2 separate regions of the Mus musculus genome follow, and region 2 is linked to region 1. A link is a loop called in an ENCODE intact Hi-C map of the cell type or tissue named here. Cell type or tissue: left cerebral cortex. All regions are shown on one strand. Links, peaks and the distances in the headings refer to the core of each region. The heading gives the core; the rest is flanking DNA.

The links. Peaks named below come from ENCODE experiments on the same cell type or tissue, not always from the same donor. Only the 100,000 strongest peaks of a DNase experiment are listed, where the experiment ranks them.
Region 2: it touches region 1 in a loop (3-fold over the local background); 8 of 42 quality-filtered maps call a loop at or near these places.

Annotation. Positions count from the first base shown.
Region 1 is chr3:145,023,527-145,031,866 of GRCm38, reverse strand. Clca1 (chloride channel accessory 1) reads left to right here. Exons shown (of 14, transcript NM_017474.2): 2 at 3,856-3,996; 3 at 4,425-4,572; 4 at 7,236-7,341. Among named protein-coding and RNA genes, the nearest start is that of Clca1, 5.1 kb to the left of the region's middle. In left cerebral cortex, for the core only: a CTCF peak has its summit at 4,865 (motif pointing right); a DNase peak (open chromatin) is centred at 4,876.
Region 2 is chr3:144,733,024-144,741,363 of GRCm38, reverse strand. Clca3a1 (chloride channel accessory 3A1) reads left to right here. Exons shown (of 14, transcript NM_009899.4): 12 at 3,334-3,501; 13 at 4,208-4,447. Among named protein-coding and RNA genes, the nearest start is that of Gm34866, 10 kb to the left of the region's middle. In left cerebral cortex, for the core only: a CTCF peak has its summit at 4,338 (motif pointing left); a DNase peak (open chromatin) is centred at 4,320.

The DNA of each region.
Region 1 (8,340 bases), core at 227-8,226:
AGCACCTTCTAACAGACCACTCAGAGTCCCCAGTCTGTCCATAGCACATCCAGGGTCAGCAATGTGTAAGGAGAGAGTGTCCTGCTCTATAAAAAGGGTTGATAACTACTCTTCTACAGAGCTTTGTGAGCAGCATATGAAAAACGCACGGCAGCACCTAGGACACAGTCCAAGTCGAATGGACTGTAGCTGCTGTCCCTGCGTCCATGACCTTCTGTTTGTGTTCCTGGTGCACTTGAGCAATGGTTTTAATTTATTGTATTTTCAATTTCTTAGGGTTTTATTTGTTATTTTTTCATGTATTAGTTTATACATTTCATTATTAGGCAACGTTATCACTAGCTTCGTTATCATTTTAAAAATTAGTTTCCTTCTTTGACAATTTCATAATGTATATAATGCATTCTGATTAGTAGTGCGCACGTGCGTGCACACACACACACACACACACACACACACACACACACACACACACTGCCTTCTCTCCCATTTCCATCAGCATCCTCTCACATCTCATAGCCTCTTTCCTGGGTTCATGACTTTTAGTCCTGTTTAGTGGCAATCTATGTGACAAATGGATGGGAATTATTCATGGGACCTCGGTGAGGTTACCAGTGGACACAAGAATAAAGGCAATGACTGTTTGCTCTGTCTCTTTCTGTCTCTCTCCGTCTCTCTCTCTCTTTCAGAATCTATCTAGCAAACACTTGGGCACTGAGGGTTAGGGCCCCCTGAACCTCTCCTCCATTGGTCATCTTCTTATCCCTTCTGAAAGCAAGTTCCTAGAACAAAAGTCCAGAAGATTCTCCCAACGATGCCTCATGAAGCAAAGTCCAGAAAGTGGAGTTTGGGTAAAAAGCCGTCTTGTCTGTCAGGGGTTCCTATCTAGACTATTACTCAAGCAGGGGTAGGGTGTGGAGGTTGCGAGGATGATGCTGTTTCCTAGGAAACCCTCATACCTTGCCAAAAGGCCACGAGACCATCTTCAGTCCAGGGAAGTTCATTCATGCCTGAAATTGATCATTTATCTGAAACCTAGAGTGAGTTTTTGATTGCCACAGCAAGAATAAAATAGATACCCGGAGAAAGAAAGAAGGTGTAGAAGGAGGAGAAATGTGGCTGGTTTGTTTCTGTCTCCAGCTGATGTGTTTCAGGGATGCGCCAGGAGAGCATGGCACATTATCTTTAATAACAGCAACTTGGGAGTTTGGTGAGCTTCAGAGCACTTGCCCTCACTACTTGGTGGGTTTCCTCCTGAAAAAAATTATTTCTTAACACAGTTATTAAATTAACGTTCTAAAATGAGCAATGACTCAATTGTGTGAGCTAAGTTGGATTTTCCTACTTCCTTCTGAGCAACAAGAACACAGTTTACTATAACGGTATCCTGAGGGCCCCTGCTTAGTAAGAGGCAGCTCCTCCTGTTTGATGTCCAGATCTGAAGACTTTAGAGACTTCCACCACGACTGCAGCTGCTGCTCTCCTCTTCAGTCTCTGCTTCAATAACCTTCCTTTTGAGGAGAGATTCTCTGCCTTGAGCCCTTGTTAGGACAGAGCTCCTGAATCAGCAGGACAGAGTTCTGGGGTCTCCCACCTGCGGATGTGGTGCAGGGGTAGGTGCTATAGTGGCTCTGTCCACCACTCCGGGCCCTCATCAACACTGCTACTGTTCCATGCAGAAACCTTGGGAGGACATCCCACAGATGAATTTCTCTCTCTCTTTATTTCTCTCTCTGTCTCTCAACCTCTCTGTTTCTGTCTCTGTCTCTGTTTCACTGCCTTTCTCTGTTTCTCTCTGTCTCTGTCTGTGTGTGTGTGTATCCATTTCACTGTCTGTCTCTGTCTCTCTCTGTCCCTCTATCTCTCTGTCTCTGTTCCTTTCACTGTCTGTCTCTCTCTGCCTCACTTCTCCTTCCCTCCTCACCCCACACCCTCCTGCATGTCCAGAACACACATAACAATGGGAATCTTCAGTGGTGTCTCTTCAATGCACAGAGTCTAGGTCCTAGCTGGCTTGGTGCTAGTGTCTCACTTTGACTCATCAATAATTTGCTCAGTCAGTCAATGAGCCTTTCATTGATTTACATAGCAAATATTTGCCAAGCAACTACATTATATCAGGTGCAGGGATCCAGGAGTCAGCAATATTCTATGCTTGTCCCTAGGAAAAACTGGGCCCATCCGGTAATCAACAACACCACACACATGCCCTTCTCTCAGCCAGAGTTTAAACGCCTGTGTGGATATGATGTCACACTCTCAGAACTCAGAGCAGATGGCACATGCCTCTATTAAACTATGTAGACAAGAGTATTTACTTCATGCTTGCACTTCATCTTGGCAAGCATCAAATAGTCATGCTTCGTGGGTGGAATTTTACTCAGGTATTCAAACACAGTCAGGTTTATACCCAACCATCAAGCATTTGCTGATTTTAATTAAAAAATAATAATTTTTGGAAGAAAGATAGCATGTTAAATTCTCCCAGTGACTGTTCAAATCTGGACTTTGGGGGACAGACATGCAAAGCACTAAGTATGCTAAGTTAGAAAGGGATTCCTTATTGCCATTATTTGAAATGGAGGGGGAGGGTAGGCATGGAGAACATGAATAAATTCCCCAAATTTAGCCACGGAGAAGGGCAGGAGCAAGACTCAGATTTGCATCGGTAGTTGAGTATTACCTCCCCAAACCAAGATAGGCAGTCCTCCTCCATGCCTTCTTCCACTGAACACAGTATCCACATGAGGTTTGCGGCAGCCAGGACTCTGCTCCTGCAGGGACCCCGTTTTTCTGTTATTTTTTTCCCAGTAGCAGCTACATAATGGAATAGTTCCTGTTCGAACAGACAGACCTCATGCCTATGTCCCCATTCCATTTTAACTTAAATGAGCATTTCTTAACCTGGCATCTGTGGTCACGGACTCCAGTTTCTCGCCTCTTGCTATCCTGACTCCACTCCCCACAACACTGCTGTCTCCATTCTGCAGACTTGCCTCACCCAGTCTCGCACATGGCAAGAGACACTTCCTGGCCTTAATCCTGTCACTTCTGTTCTCCTTTCTTTGCATTGAGGCTCATCCCCTGGCCATCTCAGAGCACCAGGGTTCTTTTCTTTTCTTGTCAATGCTAAGTCTCAATCCTGGCTGGCACAATGCCTTCTTTCTACAGCATCATCTGTACACTGGTCACAATGAGCCTGCAGGGGCACCTGCTACTGGTGTTCCTTCATTTCTGAGAAATATAGCTATGCACAATTTGCAAATACGTAATGATGCTGTTTCCTTAAGTCTAACTCTTAATACTATACTAAAATGAATGTTACTTTAACATGTAACATTCGATTTGCCTTAACTGTTATGAGATTCAGCAGGTAAAGGTCTCATATTCTCTCCACCATTGATTGTGTGCTAAGGCTTGGAGAATTATATCCCCAGTTCTCAGTTTCTCTAAGTTTTATTTATGGCCAAAGGATCAAATGCAATGAAGGCACCAGATGACAGTAAGAACTAGTGCTAAGAAAGCATTCTTCCTAGGGTCACTTGTGTGATGTCGTTTGTGAAGTAGTCATGACATTTCCCAGGCTATAAGTGGTGAAATCCGAGCTTATAACTGGAAAGTGTCTAATGCTCTCAAGAGCTTAAGCCAGGATTAGCATCTGCCTTCAGAGTCTGTGTTGCTCACCATTGCTCTGTGGTGTGATCAACACTCAGAAAGATTGCTTGCTGTTATTAAGGAAGCCATGTCCCCTGCCTAGCTAGGCTTTTGAAAGGAAAATACAGATGCATCTTGAAATGATTCATCGTAACTCAATCTGTCCTCAGTGATGTTGTTAAGCGTGTTCTTTCCTCTCAGGACATGGTGACTCAGGCCTCTCCATACCTGTTTGAAGCTACAGGAAAAAGATTTTACTTCAAAAATGTTGCCATTTTGATTCCCGAGAGCTGGAAGGCAAAGCCTGAATATACGAGGCCAAAACTTGAAACCTTCAAAAACGTGAGAACAAGTTGTTTTTTTTTTTTTTTACATCTATTACATCTTCTGTGATCTACTGGTTGTTTGTTTGGTCTGTTGTTTGGTTTGTTGGTTGCTGGCTTGTTTGGTTGGTCATTTGGTTGTTTGGTTGTTCTGTTGGTTGTTCAGTTGGTTGTTTGGTTGGTTGTTTGGTTGGTTGGTGATTTGGTTGATTGGTGGTTTGGTTGGTTGGTCATTTCGTTAGTTGATCAGTTGTGTGTGTGTTTGTTTGTTTGGTCAATTGCTCAGTTGCTTGGTTGTTCAGTTGGTTGGTTGGTTGGTTGGTTGGTTGGTTGGTTGTTTTAGGGGAAATAGTGAAGAACGAAATGAAATTGTGGCAAAATCTGCCAATTGTGAGTAAGGCCAATTTGTTTGCTGAAATGGTATGATCATATTTTATTGTATTTCAGGCTGATGTCCTTGTATCAACAACCAGCCCTCTAGGCAATGATGAGCCCTACACCGAACATATAGGAGCATGTGGAGAAAAGGGGATCAGGATTCACCTGACTCCTGACTTCTTAGCAGGAAAGAAGCTGACTCAGTATGGGCCACAAGGTATGGAGTCAGCACATCAACTGTATTTAAATACTGTATTCTCTTTCTAAGCAAGCCTGAAGATGACAAACTAGAAATTAAACATAGCTTTTCATTTAAAGCAAAGAATCAGAGACATGTATTTCTGAACTATAATTTAACATTTGTTTGTGTGCCTGAATTTTGGATTTATGAAATACTATAGTGCCAGGCAATTGCAGTAAAACTGTTTGGCCTGAAGCATTAGACTTCTATGGATTGATCTATGGGCCTCACCTGACTAAATTAGATTGACTTCCTGCAGTTCATATGATAGCCACCAGATGGCGACAGTGTGCTTGGGCTCACCGGATCTGAGTTCCTGATTCAGCAGGATTTGATTCCTGCTTTCATAAAATTCAGGAGAGGCTCAGGTTCTTCACTTCTTAACAAGTTTCCAGATTGTGCTGCACTGTACGCCAGTCTCTGCAGAGCAGGCAGAGTCACCTTGTGGTTAGATCCCAAAGCTTGTCTTTGTTTCTCCCTCTGTGTGTGTGTGTGCCTCTCTCTCTCTCTCTCTCTCTCTCTCTCTCTCTCCCTCCCTCCCTCCCTCCCTCCCTCCCTCTCTTCCATCTCTCCCTCTCTCTCCCTCCCTCTCTCCTTCTCTTCCCTCTCTTCCCTCTCTTCCCTCTCTCTCCCTCTCTCCCTCTCTCCCTCTCTCCCTCTCTCCCTCTCTCCCTCTCTCCCTCTGTGTGTGTGCAGGATGGGTGGTGGTGGTGGTGGTGGTGGTGGTGGTGGTGGTGGTACACACCAGTCATCCTAATACAGCTGAGGCAGAAGGATCCTGAGAATGAGATCAACCTGAACTGCACAGGGAGACCCTTAAGTTCAATTCTTACAAAAATAAACTATCATGTCAATATGAGCTATATAGAGCAATTTTCAAAAGAAGTATTCAAAATCCACATATGTGCTTTATATATACACACAAATGTGGTTAGTCACTGAATTACTAGTGTTGAAAGAATAATGGCTAAAAAAGATTAGACTGCTCCAGAATGAGGAAAAGGCAGGTCCTGGTTCTGTGTGCCCAACCCCAAAATTATTATCACTGATTAGAATGGTCTGAACCATGTCTCTTTGTTCTATAATATTCCATTTCATTTTTATAACTAGAACAGAAGATTCCTGACCTATGATTCAATAAGTATGTGTTGAGTTAATTGATCTAACTGTGCTTTTCCGTCCTGACCTCACTCTAGCCACCACAGCTGGGTATCATACCATTCCCTTAAATGATTCCTTTATATACCATAACCCCAGTCCTTTGCCCTCAAAGACTTCCATTACCTTTATCAGACAGTCGTTCCCTTTTCAGAACTTGAAGGAAATTTCAGTGCAAAACCTAGGAGCATAGCAGGAGATCGGAGTTGAGCCTCCGAGTCGTCCTCTCACCTAGATATCTAAACTCAGCCCACCTTGAGTTATAATTCAAACAGTAAGATACATGTAAGTCACATTATGAACTAACCAGTACCCCGGAGCTCTTGACTCTAGCTGCATATGTATCAAAAGATGGCCTAGTCAGCCATCACTGGAAAGAGAGGCCCATTGGACACGCAAACTTTATATACCCCAGTACAGGGGAACACCACCAGGGCCAAAAATATGGGAATGGGTGGGTAGGGAAGTAGGGGGGGAGGGTATGGGGGACTTTTGGGATAGCATTGGAAATGTAATTGAGGAAATTATGTAATAAAAAAAAGAAAAAAAAGATACATGTAAGTCACTAAGAGTCACTCAAATATAACATACATAATGTGTGCCTAATAATCTCTAGATATGATGTGCCCAGATATGACAGGAGATAAATTGTATTGCCTCTCTTCACAGAGATAAGCTTCGATGACAGCATAAGATGCAAAGCATCAAATAATGGGGTATAATGGAACTGCAAAGAAGGAGTGCCTAGTCTGATCTGAGCATGTTAGGATGTCAGTTGAATGAATCAAGGCTGAATTTTTTCCCCTAATGCTTTGGAGACGGAATCTCAAAGAGTTGCTAAGTCTAGCCTTAAACTAATAATGATCCTTCTACTTTAGCCTCTTGTATAGCTGGGATTACAGACCCTGGCCACCAGTCCTAGATAGAAGCTTGGTTTTGAGAGAAGAACAGTAATTACCACTGTAGAGACAGTGAGAGACGCCAGCAAGAAAAAGCCTGTGAAAAGAAGAGCCAGAGGCGTAGAGAGTCTGACTGGCCTACAGCAAAATCCTGAGAAATTTGCTGTGATGATAGAGCCCAAGGTGAAGAGCAGGGAGCAGGCCAAGGTGAAGTGCTCAGGCACCCACAAGCTGTTCTAAGGAGTTGTAATTAACCCTTGTGCTGCAAGGCAGTTCTTTGATCCTGCATGTCCTCAACAAGACCAAGCAGTGTGTTGTAGGTCAGCTGCCTGACCAGGGTATGAATAATTCCCTCGCTCTCACAGATCATGCCAGGGACACATGATAAGTCAAAACAGATATGTGTATTGTACAGAACTGTGTACTTGTCATGTTAGGTCACCCTCAGGAAATCAAGCTTCCAATTTTATTATTTAGAAACTATAATGTAGCAAAGCAAAATAAGCATTTAGAGGAAGGTTCTTTCTTGTGTGGGGCTATTTCCCGTTTATTATCTTCAGCTCTTTGACTTTTGTCTCCCAGACAGGACCTTTGTCCATGAGTGGGCTCACTTCCGATGGGGAGTGTTTAATGAATACAACAACGACGAGAAGTTCTACTTATCCAAAGGAAAACCCCAAGCAGTGAGGTATGCATCTTCTGACTTTGTATCACCAAAACGATTCCAAAATGCAACCAAACTTTCCTGGAATTGCTTTTAAAATACTAGTTTTCTGTCTCATTTTTTGATCTCCAAGACACTCTTTATGTTTCTACAAAATGACCAATTTTTCTTACAAGTGGTTCTGTTAACTGAGTTTCCTACTTGGTAAGTCACTGCCAGGCACAGCCTGCCAGGCATTTCTGCCTGTATCTCTAGGTCACACAGATCACATCCCAGAGTCACTTTGCTGACATGAGCACATGTTGCTTTGATTTTTTCAAATCTCAGCCAGCGGCATCATTCCAACCCCGCATTGTCTATATTTCCTGCTTGTCTTTTCTGAGCTTCCCTTCCATTAGATACCAGATCCTTGCTTAAGAGCGAAGTTGTTTTGTACTCAGGGCTTTCAAGATCTAGAAACATCTATCAGTTTGTTCCCCCTTCCACATCTGGGGAGCATGTTAGACAACATGACTGCAATGCCCCCTTAAAGGGAAAACTCATCAAAACATATTAACAATATCCATAGTCCCTTGTCTTACAAACAAACCTTTTAAGTATTTGTAAGCCCAGAAGTTACTCTTGTCATATGTTACATAATATCTATGTGAGCCAACAGTCTGTGTCATATTTAATAGAGAAATGCTAGGGACAGTTTAATAGGGACAGTGGTAGCAAGAAGACAAGAGTGTAGTCACAGCTGTCTCTGTTTATTTGAGGAAGTCATATCCAATTCAGTCACACATTAAACTGAGGCAGGGCAAAACATGACACCAGAGGGGAAGAGAGAAAGTGACGCTTACACAGACGAGAGCTCCATCCAGAAAACCAAAGATCATAAAGGGAAGGCCAAACTGTCAAGGGAAAGGGACAAAGGGACATGACACAAGGGGATATTACAGGTGCTTTCCATATATTAGCAATAAATCATTCAAACATTTAGTGGAAAACTCAAGGCAACAATTCAATGGAAAACACAGTAAG
Region 2 (8,340 bases), core at 161-8,160, 290 kb after region 1:
GTCAATTTCGTCCAGGTTTTCCAGCTTTGTTGATTATAGCCTTTTGTAGAAGGATCTGATGGTGTTTTGGATTTCTTCAGGATCTGTTGTTATGTCTCCCTTTTCATTTCTGATTTTGTTAATTAGGATGCTGTCCCTGTGCCCTCTAGTGAGTCTAGCTAAGGGTTTATCTATCTTGTTGATTTTCTCAAAGAACCAACTCTTGTTTGGTTAATTCTTTGAATAGTTCGTCTTCTTTCCACTTGGTTGATTTCACCCCTGAGTTTGATTATTTCCTGCCGTCTACTTCTCCTGGGTGAATTTTCTTCCTTTTTTTCTAGAGCTTTTAGATGTGTTGTCAAGCTGCTAGTGTGTGCTCTCTCTAGTTTCTTTATGGAGGCACTCAGAGCTATGAGTTTTTCTCTTAGAAATGCTTTCATTGTGTCCCATAGGTTTGGGTATGTTGTAGCTTCATTTTCATTAAATTCTAAAAAGTCTTTAATTTCTTTCTTTATTCCTTCTTTGACCAAGGTATCATTGAGAAGAGTGTTGTTCAGTTTCCACGTGAATTTTGGCTTTCCATTATTTATGTTGTTATTGAAGATCAGCCTTAGTCCATGGTGGTCTGATAGGATGCATGGGACAATTTCAATATTTTTGTATCTGTTGAGGCCTGTTTTGTGACCAATTATATGGTCAGTTTTGGAGAAGGTCCCGTGAGGTGCTGAGAAGAAGGTAAATCCTTTTGTTTTAGGATAAAATGTTCTGTAGATATCTGTTAATTCCATTTGTTTCATAAGTTCTGTTAGGTTCACTGTGTCCCTGTTTAGTTTCTGTTTCCACGATCTGTCCATTGATGAAAGTGGTGTGTTGAAGTCTCCCACTATTATTGTGTGAGGTGCAATGTGTGTTTTGAGCTTTACTAATGTGTCTTTAATGAATGTGGCTGCCCTTGTATTTGGAGCATAGATATTCAGGATTGAGAGTTCCTCTTGGAGGATTTTACCTTTGATGAATATGAAGTGTCCCTCCTTGTCTTTTTTGATGACTTTGGGTTGGAAGTCAATTTTATTCGATATTAGAATGGCTACTCCAGCTTGTTTCTTCAGACCATTTGCTTGGAAAATTGTTTTCCAGCCTTTCACTCTGAGGTATTGTCTGTCTTTTTCCCTGAGATGGGTTTCTTGTAAGCAGCAGAATGTTGGGTCCTGTTTGTGTAGCCAGTCTGTTAGTCTATGTCTTTTTATTGGGGAATTGAGTCCATTGATATTAAGAGATATTAAGGAAAAGTAAATGTTGCTTCCTTTTATTTTTGTCGTTAGAGTTGGCATTCTGTTCTTGTGGCTGTCTTCTTTTTGGTTTGTTGAGGGATTACTTTCTTGCTTTTTCTAGGGCGTGATTTCCGTCCTTGTATTGTTTTTTTGGTTTTTTCGGTTTTTTTCTGTTATTATCCTTTGAAGGGCTGGATTCGTGGAAAGATAATGTGTAAATTTTGTTTTGTCGTGTAATACTTTGGTTTCTCCATCAGTGATAATTGAGAGTTTGGCTGGGTATAGTAGCCTGGGCTGGCATTTGTGTTCTCTTAGTGTCTGTATAACATCTGTCCAGGCTCTTCTGGCTTTCATCGTCTCTGGTGAAAAGTCTGGTGTAATTCTGATAGGCTTGCCTTTATATGTTACTTGACCTTTCTCCCTTACAGCTTTTAATATTCTATCTTTATTTAGTGCATTTGTTGTTCTGATTATTATGTGTTGGGAGGAATTTCTTTTCTGGTCCAGTCTATTTGGAGTTCTGTAGGCTTCCTGTATGTTCATGGGCATTTCTTTCTTTAGGTTTGGGAAGTTTTCTTCTATAATTTTGTTGAATATATTTGCTGGCCCTTTAAGTTGAAAATCTTCGTTCTCATCAACTCCTATTATCCGTAGGTTTGGTCTTCTCATTGTGTCCTGTATTTCCTGGATGTTTTGAGTTAGGATCCTTCTGCATTTTGTATTTTCTTTGATTGTTGTGCCAATGTTCTCTATGGAATCTTCTGCACCTGAGATTCTCTCTTCCATCTCTTGTATTCTGTTGCTGATGCTCACATCTATGGTTCCAGATTTCTTTCCTAGGGTTTCTATCTCCAGCGTTGCCTCACTTTGGGTTTTCTTTATTGTGCCTACTTCCCTTTTTATGTCTAGTATGGTTTTGTTCATTTCCATCACCTGTTTGGATGTGTTTCCTGTTTTTCTATAAGGACTTCTACCTGTTTGGTTGTGTTTTCCTGTTTTTCTTTAAGGACTTGTAACTCTTTAGCAGTGTTCTCCTGTATTTCTTTAAGTGAGTTATTAAAGTCCTTCTTGATGTCCTCTACCATCATCATGAGATATGCTTTTAAATCCGGGTCTAGCTTTTCGGTTGTGTTGGGGTGCCCAGGACTAGATGGGGTGGGAGTGTTGCGTTCTGATGATGGTGAGTGGTCTTGATTTCTGTTAGTAGGATTCTTACGTTTGCCTTTCGCCATCTGGTATTCTCTGGAGCTGTGCAGGATACACTCAGCGGGGTCCTGGAACCAAGATGTCTGTGCAGGGTATACTCGGCAGGGTCCCGGAACTAAGATGTCTGCTACCAATGCTCAGGCAAAGCGCTCCTGCGCCGGGCAGGTCCCTATCCTCTGGCCGGGAAAATGGTCACCTGCCTGTGCAGGATACACTCAGCGGGATCCCAGAACCAAGATATCTGCTGCCGATGCTCAGGCAAAATGCTCCCGCGCCGGGCAGATCCCTATCCTCTGGCCGGGAAAATGGCCAGCTCTCTGTGCAGGATACACTCGGCGGGGTCCTGGAACCGAGATGTCTGCTGTCCATGCTCAGGCAAAGCGCTCCCGCGCCAGGCAGATCCCAATCCTCAGAATTCTTAAGATCGCGTGGCTGGTGTTGTGGGTATCTGGCGGTAGTCAGCCGACTCTGCGCCCGAGCTACCCCAGTGCTGCTCGGACCGAAGGGGGCTTGTGCCCCTACTCAGACCGGGTTTTCTGCTTTCCTAACTAATGCAGTCTTAGGTCCCGCACGATTGGATTGGAGCAGATGCTGTGTTCCACTCACCAGAAGTCTTAAGATCGCTTGGTGGGTGTTGTGGGTAGCTGGCGATAGTCAGACGACTGAGCACCCTAGCTATCCAGGTGCTGCTCGGAAGTTATATTTTCTAAAAACAGCATTACTACACAGTCAAGCAAGGCTTTGTATCAGAACAGTGTGACCTAGTGTTTAACTGTGCTGTATACTCTCTGACACACTCTTATCATCAATGCGAACAAACAGCATCAATTTTCATTTTAACTTACTATGTGACTAATCACTGTGCTTCATTATAAAGGTGCTGATACTGTTAAAAATGATGGCATCTACACAAGATACTTTACAGATTATCATGGAAATGGTAGATACAGCCTAAAAGTGCGTGTCCAGGCACAAAGAAACAAAACCAGACTGAGCTTAAGACAGAAGAACAAGTCTTTATATATACCTGGCTATGTGGAAAATGGTAAGTAGTATTAAAACAGATATGGCTTACCTGCAGATAGATAGACAGACAGATAGATACATAGATACATAGATAGAGCAAACACTGAATAGAGAGTCACACCCACCCAACTATATAATTATGGAGTCAGCCTTGTGATTTAAAACAATATTCATGTCAATGGGCCCAGCATAAATGACATTTCCACATAATTTGTTACAATCTTCCTCAGTTTGTTTTATTTCCACTGAAAAATACATTTCCTGACCTTGTGGAACAAACCCTGTGGTAAGTTGTAAAGCTGAGTGAAATACGAGTATTGTCGCCACGGATCTCATGAGAAGGTGATAGGGAAAACAGGGTCAAAAATTAGTTTTAACTTATCACATTTCAAAATGATAGTTAAGCCAGCTTTCTCCCCCTTATTATTTTAACATTTATCTTTATGTGCATTGGTGATTTGTCTATATGTATATCTGAAGGTGTCAGATCCCCGAGAAGTGAAGGGACAGACAGGTGTGAGCTGCCATGTTGGTGCTGGGTACTGAACCCAGGTCCTCTGGAAGGACAGCCACCGTTCTTAACCACTGAGCCTTCTATCCAATCCTTTCTTCCACTTTTCAGTGTCTGCTGTCAATTTACCTAAGCCCTGAGCAGATGTAGGTCAGCACGAGATAACAAACAGACAAGATGAGAGTCACAAATGCCTGGGGGTGTTTTTTTATAGGTAAAATTGTACTGAATCCACCCAGACCAGATGTCCAAGAAGAAGCCATAGAAGCTACAGTGGAAGACTTCAACAGAGTAACCTCTGGAGGGTCGTTTACTGTGTCTGGAGCGCCCCCTGATGGCGACCACGCTCGTGTGTTCCCACCAAGTAAAGTCACAGACCTGGAGGCTGAGTTTATAGGTGATTATATTCACCTTACATGGACGGCCCCTGGCAAGGTTCTCGACAATGGAAGAGGTGAGTCTGATGGCGAATTTAAAATGTAATGAAAGACACCCCTTTATCTTTCATTTTTCCAAAGCTTCTTCAATGTCTCACTTATAAATAATATTTATGGAATGTCTTCTATAGGCCATTATTCATTTATTTTTATATGTAAAAGCTGAACTTCAGAAAAGCTGAAATAGGACAAAGTTATTCCTGTCATTTTAATTTAAAATTCTCAAACCATCTCTAATATTAATGTCCTGTCCCTGACCTCTGCTCCCTGTCTGCACAACCTTGAAATTACTTTAAAACAAACACTAGCAGATTTCTGCTACATTCGTTGTAATGTACAATTTTCTAAGTATTTCTACACTTGGGAAATTCTATTCAGCGATTGTTGAGTTTTCAAATACAATCAAGTTTTAAGGGACAACCTCTACTCTCAGAACAGTTAACCAAAAGGACACACAAGCACCCAGATACTTTAGGATAGATGAATGAGATAGATAGATGACAGACAGATAGATCCACCTACATAGATTACAAGGATTCTGTGGAGGACAGCAGCAAGGGGGACACAGCTTAATCATCAGGTGAACTGAGTTGTAAGCACAAGCAGAGGCTTTAGCCAGGCCCTGGGCAGAGGTGCAGAGTGACTCAAAAGGCAAAGCTTCTCACCGCACATCTAAAACATTTTCACATTTCCTGAAAACGTTAAAAAACAAACCCATGTGGATAGGATGGAGTCCAGTGCTCGCCTGGCATGCACAGGCCCTCAGTTCAATTCTGAGCACCACATATAGGTAACAAATAAACAAATTTGTAAAAAAAAAAAAAAAAATGTCCACACCCACACCAAAAGGACATTAGATGTTTTCCTTTCACATGTAAAGATACAAGAAGATATTTTCTTATCAATATCAATGACTGAGGTAGATTACTAACATCAGTATCAGCCTGTGAGTCAACACTCATATAAGCCTCCTCCTTTCCTTTCCTGATAAAATAATACTTTTTTTAAAAAAGCATTTCAGACAGCTATTAACCACAACTTACTACTTATTAGTACAGCTAAACACTTTTATGCATTTATCATTTATAATTCTCACCACCGGAACAGTGAGCATTCCAAGAGTGGGTTAGAAAAACTAAGTATGTTTTAAAAAATTTAAAAACTGAACCTTGGGGAGCCTCTAGAAAAGTGGCCTGGTAAAGAAGAGTGCTTGCTCCTGTACCCCAGAAAACCCGGGCAAGGTGGGGCATATCTCTAACCACAGACTGGGTTGAGGAGCAGAGACAGACACCTGAGGGAGGGTTGCCACTGCCCAGGAATAACACCTGGAACAGCTAGTTCTAGTTGCAAATGTTTTAATTCAAGCCAGAAACTTTTAAAATAGGAAACCATACCACATTCTTAAAATTCAAGACAAAGATTTTTTTAAGACCGTGTCCTTCATCTTGGAGACCAAAGGAGTAAGATCAGCAAATTCAGTCTCCGGCCCTCATGTACACACACTGAAACTGGAGATGAGACACATTAAAGAATAATAGCGATGACTCAACAAATGGCTCCCCAGGCAAGAGCTGGTTGTTCTTCCAGAGGAGCCAGGTTCAATTTCCAGCACCCACAAGGCATCTCACAATCTTCTGTTACTCCATCTTCAAGGGACTCTCTTCTGGTCCTTTACACCAAACATGCACATGGTGCTCAAACATGCAGGCAGGCAAAACACCCACACACGTAATAAAAAAAAAAGTATTAAAATAAACTCTAAAAAAGCACAGTAGCATAGAATTAAGAGCTAGTGAAGGTCAGACTAGCTCCTCAGCAAATGTTTACGTAGTGTTCATCCTACTTCTGTGACCTTTGACTCCTCCTTATCTGTCGTCCTCCCAGGTCCTGTCTCTGAGTGCTCCCACATTGCTCCTTCCCTGAACTTGATAAAAAGTCACAGAGGACACTTATGGTCTTTACTGAACATGAATATTATGTGTTCCCTGTTCTAATATAAAACTGAATTCCACTGTTTTTTCTAAATAAAAAACTGGCTTCTGGGTGGAAGGCAGGTCACGTATCATCTTACTTAGGGTTCCATTGCTGTGAAGAGACACTATGACCACAGCAACTATTGTAAAGGACAATATTTAATTGGGGCTGGCTTACAGCTTCTGAGGTTCAGTCCATGATCATGATGGGAAGCATGGCAGCATCTAGGCAGACATGGCACTGGAGGAGCCAAGAGTTCTACATCTTGATCCAAAGGCAACCATGAGAGACTCTCTCCATCACAAAGGCATAGGACCACAAAGCCAACTCCTACAGTGACACACTTCCTCTGACAAGGTCACACCTATTCCAACAGGGTCATACCTCCTAATAGTGCCATGTCCCATGCCCAAGCATATTCAAATGACCACATTCCACTCACTGGCCCCATTGGCTTGTTCAAACATATGATTCTGCGGGGCTGTACCTAGCCATAGCATAATGCAAAATGTATTTTGTCCAACTTCAAAAGTCCACAAAGTCTATAGTGTCTCAACAATGTTAAAAGTCCAAAATTCAAGGAACCTCTTCTGGGATTCTTACAATCTCTTAACTGTAATCTCTAATAAAATCAAAATCAAAAAGAAGATCACATACTTCCAACATCACAGGATATAGATTACCATTCCAAAATCTCATAGTGGGGAGACACTGAAGCAAAGCAAGACCGAAAGCCAGCTGAGCAAACTCCAAACTCTGCATCTCCATGTCTGATGTCACAGCGCTCTTCAGATCTCCAACTCCTTTCATCTTTGTGGACTGCAACACAATTCTTTCTCTTGGGCTGGTTCCACACCCTGAGAGCAGCTTTTCTCAGCAGGTGTCCTGTGGACTCAGCATCCCTAGTTTTTTGGAGACTCTGTACTGGCTAGTTTTGTGTCAACTTGACACAGCTGGAGTTATCACAGAGAAAGGAGCTTCAGTTGAGGAAATGCCTCCATGAGATCCAACTGTAAGGCATTTTCTCAATTCGTGATCAAGGGGGAAAGGCCCCTTGTGGGTGGGACCATCTCTGGGCTGGTAGTCTTGGGTTTTATAAGAGAGCAGGCTAAGCAAGCCAGTAAAGAACATCCCTCCATGGCCTCTGCATCAGCTCCTGCTTTCTGACCTGCTTGAGTTCCAGTCCTGCATCCTTTGGTGATCAACAGCAGTATGGAAATGTAAGCCAAATAAACCCTTTCCTCCCCAACTTGCTTCTTGGTCATGATGCTTGTGCAGGAATAGAAATCCTGACTAAGACAAATTGGTACCAGGAGTGGGGTATTCCTGTGACAAGCTGACCATGTTTTGGGGAGGACTGTGGAAGGACTTTGGAACTTTGGGCTTGAAGATCCATCCGTTGTTAAGAGCTCTGTCGGATGCCGTGTAGGAGCTTGGAAGATAATGTTGAGAACACCGCAGAAGATGGAGGTCTGGTTTGTGAAATTTCAGAGGGAAAATTAAAGACTCTTTTCAGGGCCATTGCTGTTCTTGATTGTGAAGATTCTGTAGTTCTGGTTAGCTGGGGCTGAAGAATCAGCTGTGATTAACAAGATACCAGAACTACCAAAGCAAAAACTTTGCATTATTGGGACTATTGATGCTGGTTAGCTGGAGCTAAGAAATTAGCGGTGATTAAGAAGAGACCAGCATCATTGAGGTGACATCTTCTGGGAAGTGTTTTCTGAAAGCACAGTGGCTGTGTTCCAGATATAGCCAAAGTTGTACCTTGTGCTGTGGCTGGACTTGGTAATGTGTAAGGGTCACCCAGGTGGTACTGGTTTTGAAGGCATGAAGGAGTTGAGCAGAGCAGCTGAGGCTTGGCACTGTGAGAGGCCATGGAAGGCCATTCGTGAAGGTGCAGCCTCAGTTGCAATTGAAGGCCCAGGACTGAAGG